Linked DNA regions of Homo sapiens: region 2 is linked to region 1. A link is a loop called in an ENCODE intact Hi-C map of the cell type or tissue named here. Cell type or tissue: Calu3. All regions are shown on one strand. Links, peaks and the distances in the headings refer to the core of each region. The heading gives the core; the rest is flanking DNA.

Region 1 (11,052 bases), core at 1,791-9,790:
TGCAGATTTTGGAGTCTATCCTCAGTTCCCTGGAAGGTAGCATGAGACAAAGACCTGTGAACTAGTCCTGGTACTGCCTCTTACTGGATACGTAACCTTGAGTAGCATACTCTTCTGAACCTATGTCAATACTAGAAAAAATAATAATATCTAATTTAAGGGTTTTTGAGGATTATAGTTATAAGCCACAATTTTATATAACTGATACTTCAAATAATTCAAATTTCTTACTCTACATTTTATACTCCTGTATTCATTGATCAAAATGTTTTTCTTTTGCACCTAAAACTATAACAGTTTCCATGGACACCACAAAATAATATGTACAGTTTCTATCTTAACATCTGCTAATTGTTATTTAAAATACTATTGTATTGAGTGTGTGTGTGTGTGTGTGTGTGTGTGTGTGTGTATGGAGTTCAGTGACATGATCACAATTCACTGCAGCCTCAACTTCCTGGTCTCAAGCGATCCTCCTACCTCAGCCCCACCGAGTAGCTGGAACTACAAGCATGCGCCACTATGCCCAGCTAATTTTTTGCATTTTTTGTAGAGACAGGGTTTTGCCATGTTGCCCAGGCTGGTCTCAAACTCCTGGGCTCATGCCATCTGCTTGCCTTGGCCTCCCAAAGTGCTGGGATTACAAACGTGAGCCACCACACAAGCCATTTTATTCTTTCTTTATATTCCCCAAGGCATCTGTCTTAGCATAGTGCTGGGGACATAGTAGTACCATAGTAGTTACTTTGTAAAATGAATGAATGGAAACAATAATGGCAAATTGCACTAAAATTGTGCTGATTTTACACAATGTAATATAACAAATGTAACTTAATAATAGGATACTTTGTACTGGTAGAACAAGGCAGGATGGAGTCAGACTGAGACTTCTGAAATCTTGTGCTAAATTTTCCACGCTTCACAAGTAGCCTATGCCTATCACTCAACCGCAGCTTATATGGATACCAGAAGATTCACTAACAAGACAGTCATGTTAGAGATAATCATTCTTTTATGACAGTGGGTCTGACTTCAGGACTTTTGCAAGAAACTTGAATTTCCCTTCAAATAAATTGAATGTAAATATGTTTGGTTTACTCCAACTCATATTTTAATTCTGTTTAATGTTTTTCCATTCTCATGCAACAAAAAGTAAAAAGCTACCTCTTTTCATTTTCTGAAAGGTCTATATACCATTAAGAGTGAAGCCTTGAGAGGTGAAACCGATATCATGAAGGAGAAAATACCGAACAATAACAGCTATTCATTTTATGAGGAGTAACAGAACTTCATTTTATTAGGTTGGTGCAAAGGTAATTACTTTTAATGGCAAAAACCACAATTACCTTTGTACCAACCTAATAGCTGTAATTGTAGGCAGACACAAAAACAACAGTCATAAGACATGTGATTTCTCTTCATTTCTTGTACACATTTACCTGCATTGACAGTGAGACTGAATTGTGGGAAAGATATGTTTTTATACTTAAATGAATACACATCGGACAAAATGAGTTCAAGATTTAAAACTGTTGTTCATTGTATAGGGGGTATATTTTTAGGTGGAGTTCACAGAAATGGAAGTGACCTGTATTCAGGTCAGCTGGTAGCTCTGCCAGTCACTCATCCCAACTTCCTGCCTCTTTCTACTCTCCCTTTTTAGCCTCTTTCTGTGTCTTTTCCCACTACATCTACATGGTACTCAAACCTGTAGTGAAGCATTTACCACTACAATATTTACTACAATTTCATGATTTGAAAATCGAATGGCAGATTTTTGATATACTCAGCATATCTAAATATTCTCTGAATCTTATCAGAAATTATAAAAAGAGGTGTCTTTGTCAGTTTGAGTTTCTATAACAAAGTAACATAGACTGAATGGCTTGTATACAATAGATATTTATGTCTCATTGTCCTGGGTGTGAGAAGTTTGAGATCAGGGTGCCAGCACGGTAGAGTTGTGGTGAAAACCCTCTTCTGGGTTGCAGACTGCCAACTTACTGTATCCTCACATGGTGGAAGGGGCAAGGCAGCCCTCTCAGGCCTCTTTCATAAGGTCACTAATCATCTCCCAAAGCCCTACTTCCTAATATCATCACCTTGGGGGTTAGATTTCAGCAGAGGAATTTCGGGGGGACACAAGCATTCGGTCCATAACAGAGGAGATGTATAAAATAATAAGAATAATCTCTTGCAGGAATGGAATTCTGCTGTTGAGAAGCTGAAGAGTGAGGCACTGAGAATTCTGCTGTCAAAGGACTACGTGGAGAAAGAACACCTCCAGCTCTCTCACCAGAAACTCAGTCAGCTTCAAGAAGAATTTGGTCAACTCATGGTGGAAAGGAATACCTGGTTAAAGAAGGCGAATGAATTTTTTAACAGTGCTAACAAGGTCAGTGTGAGGTCAAGTTGATAATTTTCGGTAATCAGGCAGACCAGTAAAAGACCCATTACTTCAACTGACTGGAGCACATCACAGAAGTCAAAACGCCATGTAAAATTTCAAAACTGATAGCAGCAAAGAGAGCTTTTAACATATATTCCTATTATGGCCATTATTTGATTCTCAAAACTGAAAGACTGTTTTCACATGTAAAAGGTGACTTTAAAAACAACAAACAAACCTCGTGAGGGTTTTTTGTCTTTTTGTTTTGTTTGGTTTGGTTTGGTTCATTGGATGGTTTTTGTTGTTGTTTTGAGAAAGGGCCTGGCTCTGTCACCCTGGCTGGAGTGTAGTGGCGTGATCATAGCTTACTGCAGCCTCGACCTCCTGGACTCAAGTGATTGTCCCACCTCAGCCTCCCACGTAGCTGGAATCATAGGCACATGCCACCATGCTTGACTACTTTTTTTTTTTGGTAGAGACAGGGTCTTGCTATGTTGTGCAGGCTGGCCTCAAACTCCTGGGCTCAAGTGATCCTCCTGCGCTGGCCTCCCAAAATATTGAAATTGTAGGCATGAGCCACCATGCCTAGCCTCATGAGGGTTTTATCTTACAGCTGCCACTGGTCTGTTTCGGGGGGACACTTGTGCCCACATTATAGTGTTTCCCATGGAGGAAGAGAATTATCATAAATGTATCAAGGCTGAAAAATACCTTAAAATTTTTACCGAAGGCCTCCTTTTATTCATCCTCTTTAATTTACCAGGTAAAATACATATGAATATTGCAAGCCTTTTTGCACACAAGCCGTAAGGCTAGAAACAGTGCCTTAGCCTGATTGTTCCACCTTGGTCTTGCCTTTTTAAGTCAGCCAGAGTGAAATCTGGCTGTGGACCATCTCCAGGTCTTGAGTTGGAGGAGTGCTCTGCTTCTCCTCTCTGATTCATTGGACATTGATTGCAGCAGGTGGTTCCTGCTAAGTGGCAATGTTCACCTGTTCACATCACTTGAGTACGGCTCAGTGTAAGAGGCTGGTGATCTTATTTGAAAATTTTTTCTACCTTTTCCAATGTAATATACACCTTCAAACGGTGTTTTTAGAATTGTTTCATACCTTAAATTTCACTGATGTTTTCAAAACGGACAATGTGGCAGGAAATGAATGAGGAAACCCTGGAACCTAGGTACATTGTGATCTAAAAATCACAACATCAACACCCTGAATACAATGTCCTGGTGTATATCAAAATAGTGACTTAATTTTGAACTTCTTTACTAATAAGAAACTTTTTGAAAAAATAAATAGTAAAATTTCAAAACAGAGTTGCTAAATTGTGGTAAAATGTTAAAGAAAGATTTATTGTCAGATTATTTGTCATTTGGGATTTCTTTAAGAGAGGAAACAGATATACCATATTACTGGAGCTATTGAACTAATTAGATGTTAGGTGCTAGTTAAGTTTCTCCTCAGTAATTCTGTTTTTGAATAAGAGACTTTTAAATTTAAACTGCATATTCATTCTTCAAAATGAGTGAGTCATCTACAAGTCAGTTAATATTGTTTCTAAGGAAAACCATTATCAAACATATTGCTATAAAGCAATGCTTCCAGTACAAACCCTATAGTTTACAGCCTTGCAAAATGTAGTTTCTCTCTTTCATTCCCATTCTCTTACTTTTGTTTTCTCTGCTCTCATTATTTTGTACTTTGCTGGGATATTTTTCTGGGTTTTAACAGAGAAGAAATATCTCCTGCAAAAGCCTTTTTTTTAAAAAAAAAAAGAAGAAGAAGAAGAGAGTGGTTACTTTCTCAAACTCATACAGTAATTCAGGTCAGATTGGAGTAGAGAATTTATGTTTCATAATCACAAAGACTTTCGATTTCTAGATTCCCCATTTTATCATTTGAAAGCCATGGCATGCTAACTATACAAATTATAATAAGCTCCACTGGGATTTATCCATACTATAGCAGGTTCTATAGACAAGTGGCACTCAGAATAGTGTTAGAATCCTTTCTCCCTTTTCAAAGCATCAAGGAAATAATTTCTGACTCCAAATCTAAGAACTCAGTGTGAAAGATGATGGATATTTCTACCTCAGCAAAAATAGAAGCTGGAGTTTGGAATGTAGATGTTTAATCATGACTGTTGAAATGAATTTTTTACTATGTTATTAAGTAAAATAACTATATTATTTATACTATATTATTAAGTAAAATAAATGATGAAATTATGTCGTGTAAATCTACTCAAAGAAGAAAACTCTTCTTGTGGCTTATAAATGGTATTTTTCTTTTTTATTTATATTGTAAAACCTCCAAATTTTATAAAAATTTGACCACTTTACCCAATTTTTAGCCTGACACTTATAGCCCTAGTTTAAATAAAGAACTGAAGTTTTAAAATTAATATAATTTCAAAATCCCTTAAAATGTTTTTTCTAGAATAAAATTCTGTTTACACTAGTGAAAAGCTATGTTCAGTTTATATAATGAATTATCTCCGAAACACTGAATTTTCCTCTTGAAAATTCACTTCGTTGTGCCTTGAGTGCACTGGGTTTCCTAATTGTGAACATTCCTGTTCTTAGAGGAAGTCATGCTCTCAAGAACTGTGAGGGGTTTGAGATTTTACCCTACATTCAAGCTAACATGTTAACTTATCACAGTTTCATGGATGATTGCAGAAGACACCTGACCTCTGGCTCAGAGGTGATTGATTATAGCAAAGCAGCAGCCAGAGTGTCAGCATGCCACATCAATTCTCCCAGCCCCAAATCCCCCTGAGTGATGCAGATGGACCCAGATGGATATATGCAACTGCAGCAGGTGGGGTTCAGGAGAGGAACCCTAAGCTTGGGGAATCTGTAGTTTTACAGCAAATAGGAAGCATGCCTGCTCTTTGTCTTGAAGGGCAACATCACCTCAATCCTGAAGGTTGCTAGTTGCAGACCCAACACTGAGAAGTGGCCCAGATATAAAGGGATCAGAGTCTTGTATTCTTGACCTACCAGTGAGATGTGTAGGAGCACCAGAGATCCATGAAGAATTTTCTCTCCCGGCACATGCAAATTGGATGTTAGCACTGCAGGAATAAAAGGTGAAGTCAGCACTTTACAAAAAGGTACTTTCCTTGAAAATCAATTTCATTCTTGAAAAGTGGAATTATTTTTCAGCAAACAACTTCTTGTTCCAAATTCGTTGAAGCTATGTCAATATACTTTTTCAATTTCTATGTCAAATACTAATGTATCAAATTTGTTAGTGTAATGGGCAATATATAAATGAGTGAGTGGGATAGCTTGAATATCTGCTTGGTAAAAAGTGAAATATATGATTTTTTAAATATACTTTTTACTTTTTTGAATTTAGTTAAAATAAAAAGAATAAATATCCAATTTTATCTGCAGAATAGACTTAGTAATTTTCTCATATCATATATATTCCTTTTTTCATCCAGGTTTTATCATATTCCTGGTTAAAATCATTGAGGAGTCCCTCTTCCCCCTTTTCCTTTCATTTTCTTTCTTTCTTTTTTTTTCAGGGGGTGGGGACAGGGTCTCACTGTCACCGAGGCTGAAGTGCAGTGGCATGATCACAGCTCACTGTAGCCCTGACCTCCGGGGCTCAGGTAATCCTCTCACCTCAGCCTCCCAGGCAACTGGGACTCCACCATACCAGGCTAATTTTTTGTATTTTTTGTAGAGATGGGATTTTGCCATGTTGCTCAGGCTTGTCTTGAGCTCCTGGGCTCAAGGGATCCACCCTCCTTGGCCTCCCAAAGTGCTGGGATTATAGGTGTGAGCCACCACACCCCACCTCCTTTCATTTTCATTCATTCCCCTCTCTAACAATTCTAGATAGGGATATTATTATTTACTAGAAATATTTTACAATAATTTATTTTATTATTTAAAGGTGAATTCATGAGAATAATTACCCTTCTCTTTAGATATTCACTTATTTAGTATATATTTATTGAGCCACTGCTATGTGTCAGGCATTGTTCTAAATGCTAGAAAATAAATAGCAGAGAACAAAACTTACAAAATTTGTGAAATTCAGTAAAATATAATTATCACTTAATTGCCCACATTGACAACAGTTCCCCCACTGCCTTTGTCCAGTGGCTCCAGGAGTGCAATTGATTACCTTTAATTCTGCTAGGGTTTGATGATTACCCAAGGTTCAGGAATGTTTCTCACCCAGAGGAAGTGTCTGGCAGCCTGTGGCTTGAGATACGGATGTTTGGACCTGGAGTGAGCAGCAGGTGGCGATGTTGAGACAGCATTAGGAACTTGCTGCTTGCTGTAAACCAACCACTGGATTCAAGTGGAGTGAGCCATATAACTCAAGAATCTGATATACTTCCTGTTCTTTTTAGAGTTTCCTAATGTGTTTGGTGAATGAACCTATTTGTCAAATCGCTTAGCAGAATATACAAGTAAGTGTCAGTTGTCGACATTGACTAATAGTTGATTGGAGAAAAGTTCCTCTAATTATCAGATGTTACTAAGACTTATGAGAACATGGCATGAAATATGAATATAGCACCTATTAGAATAACTCATCTCGATCCTCCAAAATATTCATCCTTCGGGATTATAGATTATCTTATTTATTATACTTCTAGTGTGTTCACAGAAAACAAGCTAAGCTATGGTTGATATTTATTGATCACCCCAAACGTATTTATCATTGTTAAGGGAATGTAGTTTGAATCAGAGATAAATATACAATATGTTTCAAAAACAGAATGAGGTGAGCCTGTATTTACAGGACAGCTGCAATTGAACCCAAAACTGTAAAACATGACTGATTGGTCATAATGTATCGTGTCCTATGCCTTCCATTTCCAGGCACATGATTTCATTGAAGAAAGCAAGCAGAGGAAACTGAGGCCAAATCCATTTTATGAACATGGTCTGATTTTTGGGTGGTCAGCCTGAAAGCAAAGATGAAGCAAAAGTTGGGGTGGCCAAAGAAACACACAAAAAGTAGTTCGAAATGTAACAATTGTCATAGCTTCCGTTGTTTCTGCCATAGCTATTGAAACATTAATGTCCTTTAAGAAGATGATGTTGCTTTTTCAAGATATTTACAGTGATCCATAGTAATGCTTATAGCAACATCATTGTTTCAGATGCAAACAAAATAATTAAGCATGGAATTTGTATACTTTTTTCATTTATATATACGTGATATATATGGGATATTAACATTTTCAAAATAAACACATTTTAGGCCCAGCTGATGAAAAAAAAATAATTAAAATGGTCCAGTTGTTGTATAGATTGAAATTTTAAGAAAACCTGCCCAAGTAGAGTACCTAAAAAAATACTATGCAGAAGGAATTTATTGAGGTAATATAAATGAATTCAAGTAATAGGCTAAATGTTATTAGATATCAAGGAAAATATAATTACTTTCAGTTTCATAATTCCTCAGCAGCCTGTCTTAAATTCCTCTTTTTCAGAACAACTCCCCTTTCTCTTAGAAATAACTAAAGCCACTTATGTTCCCTCCCTCTCTTCTTCCATATTTGCATTCAGCTAGTATGTTGTGTTCCTATTCTTGCCATGCATCAAATGGGTACTTGAGCGAAAGCAATGAAAGATATAATCCCTGCTTTCCAGACCTTCTCAGTCAAGTTTAGATGAGAGGCCAGGGAACAGAGGTGCACTGGGTTGTGGGAAAGCTATGATGGAGAAAGCCCAAAGCATTAGAACACACAGAGCAGAGACCCTTAACCTGGCTCAGGGAAAAAGAGTCAAGGAAGGCTCCCCAGAGGAGGTGATCACTGAGATAAGTTTGAAAGGATGGGGCAAGAAGGGCCGAGGAAGGGCTGGATGGTACAAAGTCATGCCATGTTTGGGGAACCTAAGATAATTCAATTCGCCAGGAATGTAGGGTGTACACCTAAAGTGATGAGAGACAAAGGTGGTAGAAGCAGGTGGGGAGATCAGGAAGCATTTTGAATAGCATGCTAAGGAGTTTCTATTTTATGCTGAACATGTCTTTATATATGCAGAGATATTTAAGAATTGAAAAAGTCATGATGATGCAAACCTCACCACAAGAAACAGATGATGTCTTAATTTACCCTCTTCCTGTACTCCCTATGACAGAGTGATGAGTGTAGTGTTTAGAAACCTTTGATTTTAGAGCTCAGAGGTCAGGCTGTTTAAACCACAGCAAGTATTTGATAAATATGGCTACATTATTAGCATACAATTATTAAAATAGATATATCATAGAAAAATTATAGAAAAAGAAACATCTTTAACATCTTAAGTGTCTCATGAGAGCTCACAACTCAGTTCATATCTAATAGTCTGATAATCAAGACATTCAATTTTATTGTCCTCACTCATGAATACCTTTCACATTTAAGCTGTCAATGGATTTCTAACGTAAGAGTGTATTAATTGGTTTCTCTTCTATGTGCAGTATCAGATTGTTGCATCTCTCTGTTGGCAGTAAGCACATTCTGCTTAGTATTATAGATATTTATTTCTGGGTAGATTTCTTTTGCTAAATTAAAATTTCTTGAGGGTAAGAAACATGTCCTTTTCACTTTGTGTTCACCAGAACACCTAGAACAGTGACTTCTAGTTAGTGGGTGTTCAATAATTATTTGAATGACTAAGAGCAGTGAAATATTATAAACTGTAGAGTTTCAAGGCCAACTACATGAAATTGTTCATAGGAGATTATATTGATCCAAGGTACTTGGGACTTGACCATTTTGAAAGAAGATAATTTAATTACTTTAATATACAAGGAACACAAATTTTAAGCTTCATCTCTGCATCATATCTGAGAAGGCAGGTCTTGCTGTGTAAAGGGCTTGTCATCTACACATAGTGCCTCCTCTGAGACATCTCCAGGCAGCACTAATTGCTTGTTTTGTATCATTTCCATAATATTTCTCTGTATGCCTTAGAGAGAGATTGTGTCCTAATCTTCTTTGTGTGTCACATAGGTTCAAAAAACTTTTGTCGGATGAATGAATAAATGACTGGCCATGTGACAAATCAATTTACATTTTGAGCTTGAGTTTTCTCTTTTATAAAATCAGTCTAATATTCCTCATCTACTTCAGAGAGTCTCATTCAATAATAAAAGTTCTTATAGTTGGTGATAAATTGTACACACTCTTTTTGGGATACAGTTGGAGTGTAAAATAAATGGAATTGTAGGGTATTAAGTGAAAATTAGAAATGTTTGCTAGCATTACACTTTGCCAAAATAACAGTAGATTTTGGAGCCAGAATGCCTGAGTATGAATCTGATCTTGGACATTTATTAGCTCTATGACCTTGGGCAGTCACTTAACTTCCCTGTGCATTGGCTTTTTTAACCTGTAAAATAGAAGTACTATTGGTACCTTACAAGGACATTGTGCTGTCTAAGTAAGTTAATACGTGGCTACAGCACAGAACTGCTAAGCACTCACTAATTGCTAGGCAGTATTTTGTCTTTATATCTCTAATGTGATGTAATGCTTTTGTTCATTTTCACATTCCCAGCACGTAGCTGAGTACATAGTCCATAAATTTCAATGTTTTTTGAATAAGTGTAAAAATAAGTGCTTTACACATTATAAATGGACATTTTCTACATTAATATTCCCAAGATCATCTTAAAGTCATTTAGGTCAACTTAGAGAAAAGAAAACAGAAATTATAAATAGTGACTAGCTGCCTAAAGTGCTATTGAATGGGTCTAGTTGTATTCCTCAGAACAAGAGATGGTCAATGCATAAACTTCCTCCATTCCTTGTTGATAAAATGCTTCAGATACATACCACTTTCAATCCCAAACCTCTTTTATTCCAGTGTTTTCTCAGCTTTCCAGATTATGAGACAAAAGCTTCCATAGGTGCTAATGGCATTTAATACCTCTCATTAATACCATGAATTCACCCTGGAACAAGGAGGGAGCTCTGAGGTCCAGCAGCAACTGCCTTTGACAGGCAAGGAATAAGCTGGAGCTGCAGCAGAGGACAGCAAATATTGGGAGCTTAAAAATCACATCACCCCTATATTCTGGCCTTCAGGGCATTTGAAAGCTTGGGCAGATGTGGGGAGGACCTGAATTAGGAATCAGTTCCCCAGAGTGGGAACCACCAGAAGTTCTCTCAGGTGATGTGTAGGAAAGGAAACTGAAGCTTTTGGTCTTTGTAACAGAACCTAAGGGAAATCTGAATCTCTACAGGTAATGGAATCTGGTGCTCTAATTAGAAGCACTAATTAGACTCAACTCAGCACTTAGCTGAGTTTTGTGTTTTTGATAGTTATAAGCATTCCAACAAAACTCTCTCCAGCCACTAGACTCGTGGAAGGAAATTTTCTAGGTTCTGCTGTTTTCTTTCTGTTGTTGTTCGTGTTTAATGTTGACTCTCTTCAAGTTGATTAGTCAAGAAGCAAACAACATTACTTATTAAACACCTTTGTGAAACAGCATGATAGAATTCTGCTAGATGACTCACGGCTCTTGTTTGAATTCGTCTTGCAGATATTTTTAAAAGAATGAAATGTGCCATGTCCTGATACTATCTCTATTTGATTTGGTGCAGGCTGCCTTGGGTCCTGTACTAAACAAGTGAAAAAGGAAAGGTCTTTATTGGTTTTGTAAAGAACAAACACCAAGCAACTCCTTA
Region 2 (11,052 bases), core at 1,831-9,830, 150 kb after region 1:
TGAATGTGAAGTTTCTGAACCTGACATCACTGTACAGTGGATGAAAGATGACCAGGAACTGCAGATCACAGACAGGTCAGTTGTTTTGTCTTGCTACATTCCAGTAATTCCCAGTTTCCTCTGAATCACCATACGGTAAACTCGAATTTCCATTTCATCCATAGAATAAAGATTCAGAAGGAGAAATATGTCCACCGCCTTCTGATCCCATCCACCCGGATGTCTGATGCTGGGAAGTACACAGTGGTGGCAGGAGGCAACGTGTCAACTGCAAAACTCTTTGTAGAAGGCAGAGATGTTCGCATCCGAAGTATTAAAAAGGAGGTTCAGGTATTGTCTACATACTAAATGTTTTGAAAAATCATCAGTAGTCCATAATCTATCATTTTATATTTTAATGTTTCCCTTTTACATTTTCTAACCACCATCCTTTAAAGAATTAAATCAGCTCATTCTTACTTGGCTTAGACTCTCTTATGCTGACCTCAATTTAGTCACAGTTTCCACTCAGGGAATAAGGGTGTCCCTAGCAGCTGTCTAAATACGTTAATTAAAGCAGCTGTAGAAATTTCACTGTCTAATAAATGGCTGCTTGCCAAGCAGCACCAACCAGAAAAGAATTAAAATGTAAATCGTGAGGTTCACACATCAATTAGAATTAAGGAAATTTAGAACAAGGTGATATTTTCTCAGAAGGTTTCTATCTGTGGAGAGGCAAGTGTCAAGGAACTTAGTGGCTAGAAATACTTTCTGTGAAGTCTAAGAGAAAGCCCTGTCCAAGCCGTGCTGGGTTCCTGGCAAGGATGCTGGGCACTCTTGCTGTCGGCTGCATTTACAGAGCTTGTCCTCATAAGTGTCCACCATCCCAAATGATATAATGGAGGAAACATGTCTAGAGAAATACCAGTTGAGTTCAGCTTTATCATATTGCTCATCCAAAGAAAACCAGGCTTTACAGACTGTGGACTATAATGAAAAAGGCTTCAATGAGGACTCAGATAACCTGGAGATGTCTTCCATCATTTATTTGCCAATTCTGAACCTCAGTGTTCTCACTCTTAAAATGAGGATAATAATTCCTACCTAGCCCACAAAGTTATTATTCATATAAAATGAAATCAAATTAAGTAATAACTTTTTAGACAATAAAAAGCCCCCAAAGGTAAAGCATCATTATATCCCTTATTAGTAAATAAGAAGCAAACATTTAAGGATGAAATAATTGTCTCTTTGGGGCAGCTCCTTTCCTCCATGCAGCTGTAAACACAATTCTCTACAAGAGAAGTTTATGTACCATTTGTCCAATACTAGGCAGGAAAAATTAGAGAGTGCTATAATCAGCCAACTTATTACATTATAATATATTGGTTTCACATGCCATTCATTGACCAGTTTTAGAAATTGATTAACTGGGAGGAAACCAGAGCTTCAAGTTTTTGTTGTTGTTGTTGTTTTTTTATGTTGTTCCATCAACAGGTCATTGAGAAACAGCGTGCTGTTGTTGAATTTGAGGTCAATGAAGACGATGTTGATGCCCACTGGTATAAAGATGGCATTGAAATCAATTTCCAAGTTCAAGAACGACACAAATATGTAGTGGAAAGAAGAATCCACCGAATGTTTATCTCTGAGACCAGACAGAGCGATGCAGGAGAATACACCTTTGTGGCAGGAAGGAACAGGAGTTCTGTCACTCTCTATGTCAATGGTATGTAGGGACAGATTTCAGCATATTTTGTGGATCCATCAGAAATAATCCTCCTGTTTAAGTCACTAAATTCTTGTAACTTGAAGGAAATTTCTAAAGAACCTATGGTATTCATGTGGTTCCAGCTACATTTTTTTTCACATTATATCTATGGAAAAGGGAGGGCAGCTGTTAAAAGACCTATTGAGAAGTTATTTTCAGAAAGCACCTGATGGCCAGATCCTCATCTGGTTGCTCAAAACTATTGAACACCCATTGGGTGTCCATTTTCATATACCCCAGATGAGCTTCTAGATTCGCTGTTAAACTATTTTAGTTCTCTGCCCTCTGCCTGAACTGCTCAAGTCCTAGCAGCACTACCAAGTGAAAGGGGTGTTTCCAGCCTCTGATATGGAGTGCCTGGGAGAACTCAAAAGTCCTCTTTGAGACCCTGGAAGGCCTAGAGAGCCTCAGGCAATGTGGAACTCGATCCTCTCTACCCCAAGCTCTAAGAACAGGGGCTCTTACTTTGGACAGGGAATTCCACATGCTACCAAGCACTCCTGAGGAGCCTCTGAGCAGTCCCCAGGGAAGTGCTGTTAAACCTCTGCTCTCCTCATTAGAAATCTTAAGGCTGAATCTCAAGCTGACCTTGTTTTGAGTCTAACCTAGATGCAAGAGAAAAATGGAACCTCCCTTCCTATTCTCATCCTAGGCCATATCTCTTTGAATAAAATACCCCTGAGGCAGATGCAGGAACTCCAGGGGTAATCTCAAGATTCACAAAGATGAACCATATCGCCAGCATTCCCTAGGTTCCTAGAAGACCAAATGGTCATGGCATCCAGTTCTTATTATCTCTGTATTAGTAGTGGAGAAACTGAGGCACAGAAAAGTAAAGATCTTTTCTATGATAGTGTCAGAAACCAGCCTCACAGAAGTCATTTCTTCTAATTTCTGGGTTCCATGAACTAACCAGGTCCCCTCACTCATCACAGCACTGAGAATATGCTTTAGTTAGCAAAACAGGAAAGCTGAATTTGTTAAGTCTACCTAATGGCATTTAACTAGATCTGAAATAGTGTTAATTCAGTCATTCATTCAATACTTACTGATTGCATTTTACTGGCACTGGTACATAACAAAATGACTATGACATAAACACAAATACTTGCAAAACAAACAAACTGGAATGATATGAGCCTCTTCACCACATGATTTGTCCAAATGAATTTTAAAAATAGGTAGCACACGGAAGTTATTGTATAATTCATTCAGGTGTCCATCGCTAAGCCCCCACCACAAACAGAAACTGGGATAATCAGGTTAACTCGGCACTCTCAGCATGCCCCCCAAATATCAAAAATATCTTTCTGAAGCTATTCCCTCTGCATGTGGACAAATTCCAAGTGCTTTCTTCATTCTTAGCACAAAGAATGTTCTAATATTCTGAGGCAAGTAAAAATACCACAATTCCAAAATTTTGTCTCTGGATGTATAACTAGCCAGCAACAAATTAATGTAGAGTTTTGCATGCTCTCTTGTGTTTTTACACTTTTTCATGGGCTATTTGTCAACATTTACTCCTAGCTCCTGAACCGCCCCAAGTTCTGCAGGAGCTCCAGCCTGTCACTGTGCAGTCTGGCAAGCCTGCCCGCTTCTGTGCCGTGATATCCGGAAGACCACAGCCCAAAATTTCCTGGTACAAGGAAGAGCAGCTGCTTTCCACTGGCTTCAAGTGCAAATTTCTTCATGATGGGCAAGAATACACGCTTTTGCTAATTGAAGCCTTCCCAGAGGATGCGGCAGTCTATACCTGTGAAGCCAAGAATGACTATGGTGTTGCCACAACATCAGCTTCACTCTCAGTGGAAGGTAGGAATGCCTCGCTACTTCCAGCTGAAAATAAAACCTAAGAAGCAGGCTTTTGTCCTTTCCCAGTGCATTTAAAAATACAATTTGGAGCTCATAAAAGTAGATTGCTACCCAACTTTGAAAGCACTCTGCAGTGAAATAAATTAAGATAAACCTACATGCTCCCTTCTGTGAGGTCTCTATGGTGACTTAATCATGACAAATCTTGTGGTTTCTTTCTTTAGTTCCAGAAGTTGTGTCTCCTGATCAGGAAATGCCTGTTTATCCACCTGCCATCATCACCCCGCTTCAGGACACTGTCACTTCTGAAGGGCAGCCAGCCCGTTTTCAATGCCGGGTTTCTGGAACAGGTAGGTTTAAGAACAAAAGGTGTCATTGCCAATACTTACAAATAATTACATGGGAAAAACATTCTGTCAGCTTCTCCTCCATCACAAACATCTCTCATGCATAATTTGAAGCTTAATGGAAATCTAACAGAAAACTTATTTCAATTATTAAATTAAGAATTAGATAAGTGTTTTTCACTATTTTGTGCCCTTAATAATGGTTGTTTATGTTATGTTATGTGTTCTTTATCACAATAAAAAAATTAGTGTTTTTCACTAATATTAAAAAAGGTCATGTTCCCTTTATGATTGTAGCTGCACTTTAATTTCTTCATTGATAAAATACAATGACAAAACTAAAATTATTAGATTATAATAGCATCTACATATAATTCAAAAGAATAATACATTTATATAAGACATTATTCAGTCTATGGACAATGCTTGTGTGAAAGGTATCCTTTGGAAGACAATATCCTATAGTGGTCAAAAGTCGGGGCTTCATTGTCAAAGATGCTGAATTTGAATCTTGCCTTCAATATATATCATGTCTCTCGTTCTCCTTCTGTCATGAATACATTGAGTATATGATTGCATTCAATCCTAGAAAATATATTTTATGAGGCTAGGAATTCCGTTTTAGTGCCTAGAATTTGGCATCTGAAAAATAGTACCTGCTAGAAGGTAAGCTCTATGAAAACAAGAGTGGATGGTTGCCCCAGAATATCACCTGATACATAGTAGATACTCCATAAGTAATTGTTGACTGGACTAATTAATGATGGTTAAATGACTGTTACCAAACACTTAAGATTATTATCAAGATTAAGTTAGGTAACTCAAGTCAGCACATAGCACAGTGCTCATCATACAGTAATCAATCAGAGTTAGCTGCTACCATTTTTAATTGGGGCATGCTTCTCAAGTACCACCAGCCAATTTCCTCATCCCAGGAATCTGATCTTGGTAGAATGAGACAATATATGTGGAACCACTTCAAGTCATAACTGATTGTCTATAATCACAATTATTTGAGAGTTTCCCAGCCAAAGGGAAACTCTCAAAGCTTGGGCATCTCCCAGCCCTCTTATTAGGCTGATGCAAAAGTAATTGCAAAGTTGTATTGTTTTGTTTATTATGCTTCTCCCATTAGTTTATAATCCAATCTCTACCTTGTCAAGATTTATTTTTCTCAACAGGTTAGTACTTCAGTTGGTCTTCTGACCCAATTATTTCCTCCTCAGGAATGGAGATGGTGATCTAGAAATCTAATAGACCTATTTGATTTTATGAGCATAATTAAAAGATATAATGTATGTAAAGCACCTATAGGCATGGCTGCCAGGTAACTGGGGCTCAATACATTCATTTTATTATAGCCATAGAGAGGAATTATATAAACATCAATGTTTAGTATTGTATGGCCAGTATGGACAAATACCATAGACTGTATATTTGAGGGATAGTGTTCAAGAAATGCTAAATATTAATAAATGAGGACTGATTTGATAATATCCTACTAACACAATAATACAAAATATATTTTAAAAGCAAGTTCATTAAAGCTACACTAAATAATTTATCCATTTATTTAATTTTTAGAGGAATTTTTTAATATAAACATATATGTACATCATTCAAAGTAGTAATATTTGTCTTAACTATATTGGTATAGTGCTTTTAAGTCTATAACATATTAACATATGGTAGTATTGCCTTTAAAGTGTTGTAGAAATACACCTGAAGCACTCTACAAGACACCAATTGGGGTAGAAAGAGAAAAATTTCACTATCTTTTCTGCATAACCAATGTCTTTAAAAAGGTTTGAATAGGCTTTGTAAACTGAGAAGATCATTAACTTCCTATGTGTGGTAATATCTGTACACATATAGTGGTTTTAGCATCCTCTTATAAATTTGTTTTCTATATGAAAGAAATTAAATTCATTAAATAGAATGACCCTTCAAAAACTTGCCAACTCACATAGTTTCATACCACTGGGACTAAAAATATTTACAGAACTTCCTCTGGCCAGGTATTGCCTTAAGTAAGTGTAGCCCTGCTTTCCACAAATTGGAAAGAAATTGGGAGTCTTCAGAAGCTCCCATGTTCTTGGGGGTTGTAATACTTTCTGAAGCATGAAACGTGGCCCTGAGCAACCAGGTGCTGTTTCTAACAGCGAAAATGTTACCTATTGAAGGTCTCCAGTGCCACCTACTGGTAGAGGAGTAATTTGGAAAAGCAGAATCTTAAAATGTAAAAAAGCTATTTTTTTGCTGTTTATTCTACAGATGATGAGTCAGTGTCATTTGGAGGCTTACAGAGTGACAGCTAGCTAAACAGAAATGATGAATAATTAGTTTAACAATGATATTGTCTGTTATTCATTTAAGCATCTGTGCAATTTTAATTCTACCATTTATTGTTTCCCTGCTATTGAGATATTACCCTAGGTGCTGGGGTGCAGATCTTGCTCTTGCCTTTAAGGAGCTTGACATGTAGGTGAGGAGATGCATGCACACAACTATATCCCAAGGTTGTAAGTGCTATTAACAGGCCCACGTACTCATCATTCTCTGTCTGGGAGAGAGCCAGAGAAAGATGTGTGAACTGAGCATTGAAAAATATGTAGGATCATTGAACACAGTGGCATCCTATGATGAGAAAACAACATCTCCAAGTCATCAAAACTTGCAATAATGCTTCATGTGCTAGAAGCAAGTGGTTTAAGTACAGTTGGAAAGTGATATCATGAGTGGGTAAGAAGGCTGGATAATACAGCAAAGGCCGTGCTAAAGTTTTTGGTATTCTATGCTGAAGATTTTGGAATTGATCTTGTTTACATTTAGGAGACACTGCAGGATTTTTAAGCCCCTGGGTACCATGATCAGGTTTACTTTTTAGAAGTGATACTGTGATAGGGAAAGAAGGGATGGACAGATGTGGGAGGCAAGACTGGCAGTCAGGAACTGGAGAGAGATTATTACAATAGGCCTGGAGAGCGTGGATGAGGCCCTCAGCCAGGGCAGTCAGGAGAGACAAGTGGGGTATTGCAGAAGTAGTAATATGGGAGAAGAATGGCCTCAAAGAAGACACGAGAGGCTAATGAGTAACGCAGATCATGGCATCACAGCCACAAGCACCAAGTCCACTACCAAGAAAAGTTTTACCTGTTAACTCACTTATTGTGTGCAGTTCATGTCCAGTGGCAGTTCATGTGTATCCTGGTGCCTCATTCAGTTCACCAAAGGAAGAAGCTGTCAGTAGAAATAAGCAGAGAACCTTGTAAGAGGATGTACCATTGATGATCTCACACACACACACACACACACACACACACACACACACCCCTTCACACAAACTAAATAGGGGTGGTGTTTCATGTTATATCACATGGCACTGTCTTTTGGCGTGTTATTGAAGACAACGTTGCTTCCATCTGTGATGTTAGATATTCTTGCTATAATGACTGACTTGTGCCAGTGGCTTATAAAGCCCTTCCATGTGTGTTATATCATTTAATTCTCACAGCAATTATATGCAACGAATAGCCCATAAATTATTACGCATGCCATTTTACAAATGAAAAGACTAATCCAGAAAGCTTAAATGACATTTCCAAGGCCACACAGCTGACAAGTTGTAGTGTCAAGATTTCATTTTCTTTATATGTATATATTTTGATGGAGTCTTGCTCTGTCACCAGGCTGGAGATCTCGGCTCACTGCAACCTCCCCCTCCCGGGTTCAAGCTATTCTCCTGCCTGAGCCTCCTGAATAGCTGGGATTATAGGTGTGTGCCACCACACCTGGCTAATTTTTGTATTTTCAGGAGAGACTAGGTTTCACCACGTTCGTCAGGCTGTTCTCGAACTCCTGACCTCGTGATCTGCCCGCCTCAGCCTCCCAAAGTGCTGGGATTACAGGTGTGAAGCACCGCGCCTGGCCAGGATTTCATCTTCTACTTTACCTTACTATCTAAGGAACTGAACAGATTTGTTACTCTAAGAGGAGAACCTGCCATTTATACACATCTACCATCATGGGCAGGAGAGTAACTTTTATAGACAAGTATTGGCATTAAAATGCAGACAAATGCTAGATGATTGGACTATTAGAAGATCATCTTGGATGGTTTTGAGACCAAGAAGTGGTATAGTGACTGTGCTCCAAAAACAAGATGGCTTTGATTTTGGCTATTCAAACAGTTAACTAAAATTAAAGTGCATATCACCTACAATTATTACAACACAATAACCTGCTACTTTACTGTAATTTGGGTTTTTACTTTCTATTATTTTAAGATGGTTCAAATCCTTATATAGAAATAGCTAGCTTTATTATAATGTCTTATAACTGCCACTCTGAAAAGAGTCAAATGTATCTAAGATGCTCAAATACCATAATAAATCACCCTCTTTATTTAAAAAATTATTTTCTCTACAATTATTTGTGCCATATATACTGCGTACTGAAACCTTTTGCTCATTAGTAACAAAGATAGAGATTTTTTTTCTACAGCCTTCAAAGGTATCTATTTTAGACTTTTCATATCTTGATCTTCTCAGCTCTCTTTTTGATTGATTTTTCTGCAAACCAAAAGTGGAGATTTTTCTCATTTCCTGTCCCAGAAGGCAACTACAAGCCCAGATCAAACCTTTCCTGATGACTCTTCTTAGGACTGTCTTTTTCTCAAAGTCACTGAATATGTCAAAATCTTGTCTCTGCTTCCACTGCATGACATGCAAATGTCTAAAGAGAATGTAACTGAAGTTCTATCATTTTAAACATTACAACCAGTTCAACCTTAGGACAAGCTATATTTTTCTATCATTACATTTCCTTCTTGAAGATGAAAGGAAATCATTTAACAATAGTAGATATGGCATGCCCAGAGAAAAGTATCATGTTATTAAGTCAAATATGAAATGTAGGCACTAGTATTATTAACATTGTGTTTGCAGGTAAATTGTAAAAATCCACTCATTTTTGTGGTTGAAGTATCTCTTTTCTTTTGTGTCGCAGATCTAAAAGTGTCGTGGTACAGCAAAGACAAGAAAATCAAGCCATCTCGGTTCTTTAGAATGACTCAATTTGAAGACACTTATCAACTGGAAATTGCCGAAGCTTATCCAGAAGATGAAGGAACTTACACGTTTGTTGCTAGTAATGCTGTAGGCCAAGTATCAAGCACAGCCAACCTGAGTCTGGAAGGTAAAGTAAAACAACTTTCAGAACCCCATTTAAATATAGATCGAATCTTAACAATGTCTGTAACAATTACTCAAGAGTTCATGTAAATCATTGTTGTTCCTACCATTCTCTTCTAATTCAACTAATTATTTCCCTGTTATATGCCATGGTCTCGCCTCTCCTTTACCACTTTTCATTGTGAATCATAGACCATCACGTTTCATTTGGCCCCGCTTTTTCTCTGTAACAATTTGTAATGTATTGCTGCTGTCACCAGCTGTCATGCTTCCTAATCAGCATGAATCAGAAGGGGGCGAAATATGCTGCATAAATAGGTAGATTTGTTTTCTCAATTGGCTAAGATAAAAATTAAATTTTAAAAACATCTAAGAGTGTTATCATCCTCCTATCATGCTGACACAATTTTGATTTCACAAAAGCTAGACCGTTTCAGGTCTGTACACCAGCGAGCTATATTCATCCTCCTCTCAAGAATGTCTTAGTGTTAAGAAGTCCAGTCCTAAAGTGGTTTAACATTTCTGTTAGTTGGGGCTCTTAAATTGTAATCAGAAACACTTCCTCAGTAACATGGGGAATTTGATTCAAACAAGGATAGCATTTTTATATAGTGGTACTATTTTTCCTGAGCAAATATAGTCTATGTAGTATTAAGTACATACAAATACATAAGGATTTAGAGAAACTATTTTTTTCTTAACCTTATGCATTAACTGTAACTAGATGTTTTTTTAAATAATGAATTTAAAGTGGTTTAAAATTAAAAAGTTGACTTTACAACAAGAGGAAGAAAGAAAAGAATATCCAAAACCCTGTTGGGTACTCCACTATTGCCTTCATGAACAATGTAGTGAAGTTCCTTAGCCCATTCATGTCTCAGCTTGCTTCTCTGGGAAATGGAAGTGAACTTGTGTGACTTCGAGTCAATAGTGACATACAAGGACAAGGCAGTAGGAGTGGACTGAATTCTAGTCCATTATTGAAATTTGTGACAAATCTGTAGACAACTCCAAATGAGTTCTGGTTTCAGTGCAAGGTAAGACATTAAAAATTGGTATGCTTCTTTTCAGGATTTAGCAAATTTGAAGAAAATACATCAAACTCCCAATGGCATGTCTCTTTATCAGTTTCATTTAAGAAGGAGCCCCTTGGCCAAAAGCCCAGCTTCATCCAGCCTCTGTCAAGCCTCAGGGTGCACAACGGGGAGACAGTCAGATTTCATGCGAGGGTTTCTGGCATTCCCAAGCCAGAAATCCAATGGTTTCATAACCAGCAGCTAATTCTACCAACAAAAGATGTAGTTTTCCATTTTGAGGAGTCCACAGGCATGGCTTTAATGCTTATAGTTGATGCTTACTCAGAGCATGCTGGGCAGTACTCTTGCAAAGCAGCCAATAGTGCTGGGGAAGCCACTTGTGCAGCTACACTCACAGTGACTCCAAAAGGTAAAGCCCATCTTGCTTCAAGGACTTTGATTTGCTGTATACCTCTCAGTCCCACTGTTACTAATGAGAGTCTCTGCTGTTTGTTTTATTGCATACTGTGGTCAGTCCATAACTTACTAATAAAATAACATGCAATAACTCCCGCTAGGTCCTCAATTATGGGTTAACCTACATACTTTAAATTTCACTGAAGTATGTGTTCTATGCACTAGAGAACCAATAATTATTTTATTAGGCACCACCTTTGCTTGGCTTCTTTACTCTTCTAAGCAATATTGTATCATTGCATCATTAAATGATCTATTTGCTGATTATTACTTACTGTACTTAAAGTAAGTACAGTATTACTTACTGTACTTAAAGTAAGTACAGTATTACTTACTGTACTTAAAGCATACAGTGGACGGAGAGCAAATGCTAACCCAAATACAGTCAGCTAGAGGGAGAGAGAGAAAGACAGACTGGGTCACTTTGGATAGCTGAAATGACAACAGAAAGAAGGAAC

What was found. A loop is a pair of places that touch in the nucleus more often than their neighbours do. Peaks named below come from ENCODE experiments on the same cell type or tissue, not always from the same donor. Only the 100,000 strongest peaks of a DNase experiment are listed, where the experiment ranks them.
Region 2: a loop joins it to region 1, with 8 times the contacts of the local background. A loop is called at or near these places in 25 of 110 quality-filtered maps.

Annotation. Positions count from the first base shown.
Region 1 is chr2:178,910,056-178,921,107 of GRCh38, reverse strand. CCDC141 (coiled-coil domain containing 141) reads left to right here. Exons shown (of 24, transcript NM_173648.4): 7 at 2,201-2,395. LOC105373766 (a long non-coding RNA gene) reads right to left here. Exons shown (of 4, transcript XR_001739140.2): 3 at 5,399-5,472. Among named protein-coding and RNA genes, the nearest start is that of TTN, 110 kb to the right of the region's middle. In Calu3, for the core only: a CTCF peak has its summit at 6,633 (motif pointing right); a DNase peak (open chromatin) is centred at 6,657.
Region 2 is chr2:178,757,037-178,768,088 of GRCh38, reverse strand. TTN (titin) reads left to right here. Exons shown (of 363, transcript NM_001267550.2): 39 at 1-75; 40 at 165-330; 41 at 1,477-1,708; 42 at 3,278-3,562; 43 at 3,787-3,912; 44 at 8,917-9,105; 45 at 10,173-10,547. Among named protein-coding and RNA genes, the nearest start is that of TTN, 45 kb to the left of the region's middle. In Calu3, for the core only: a CTCF peak has its summit at 6,153 (motif pointing left); a DNase peak (open chromatin) is centred at 6,088.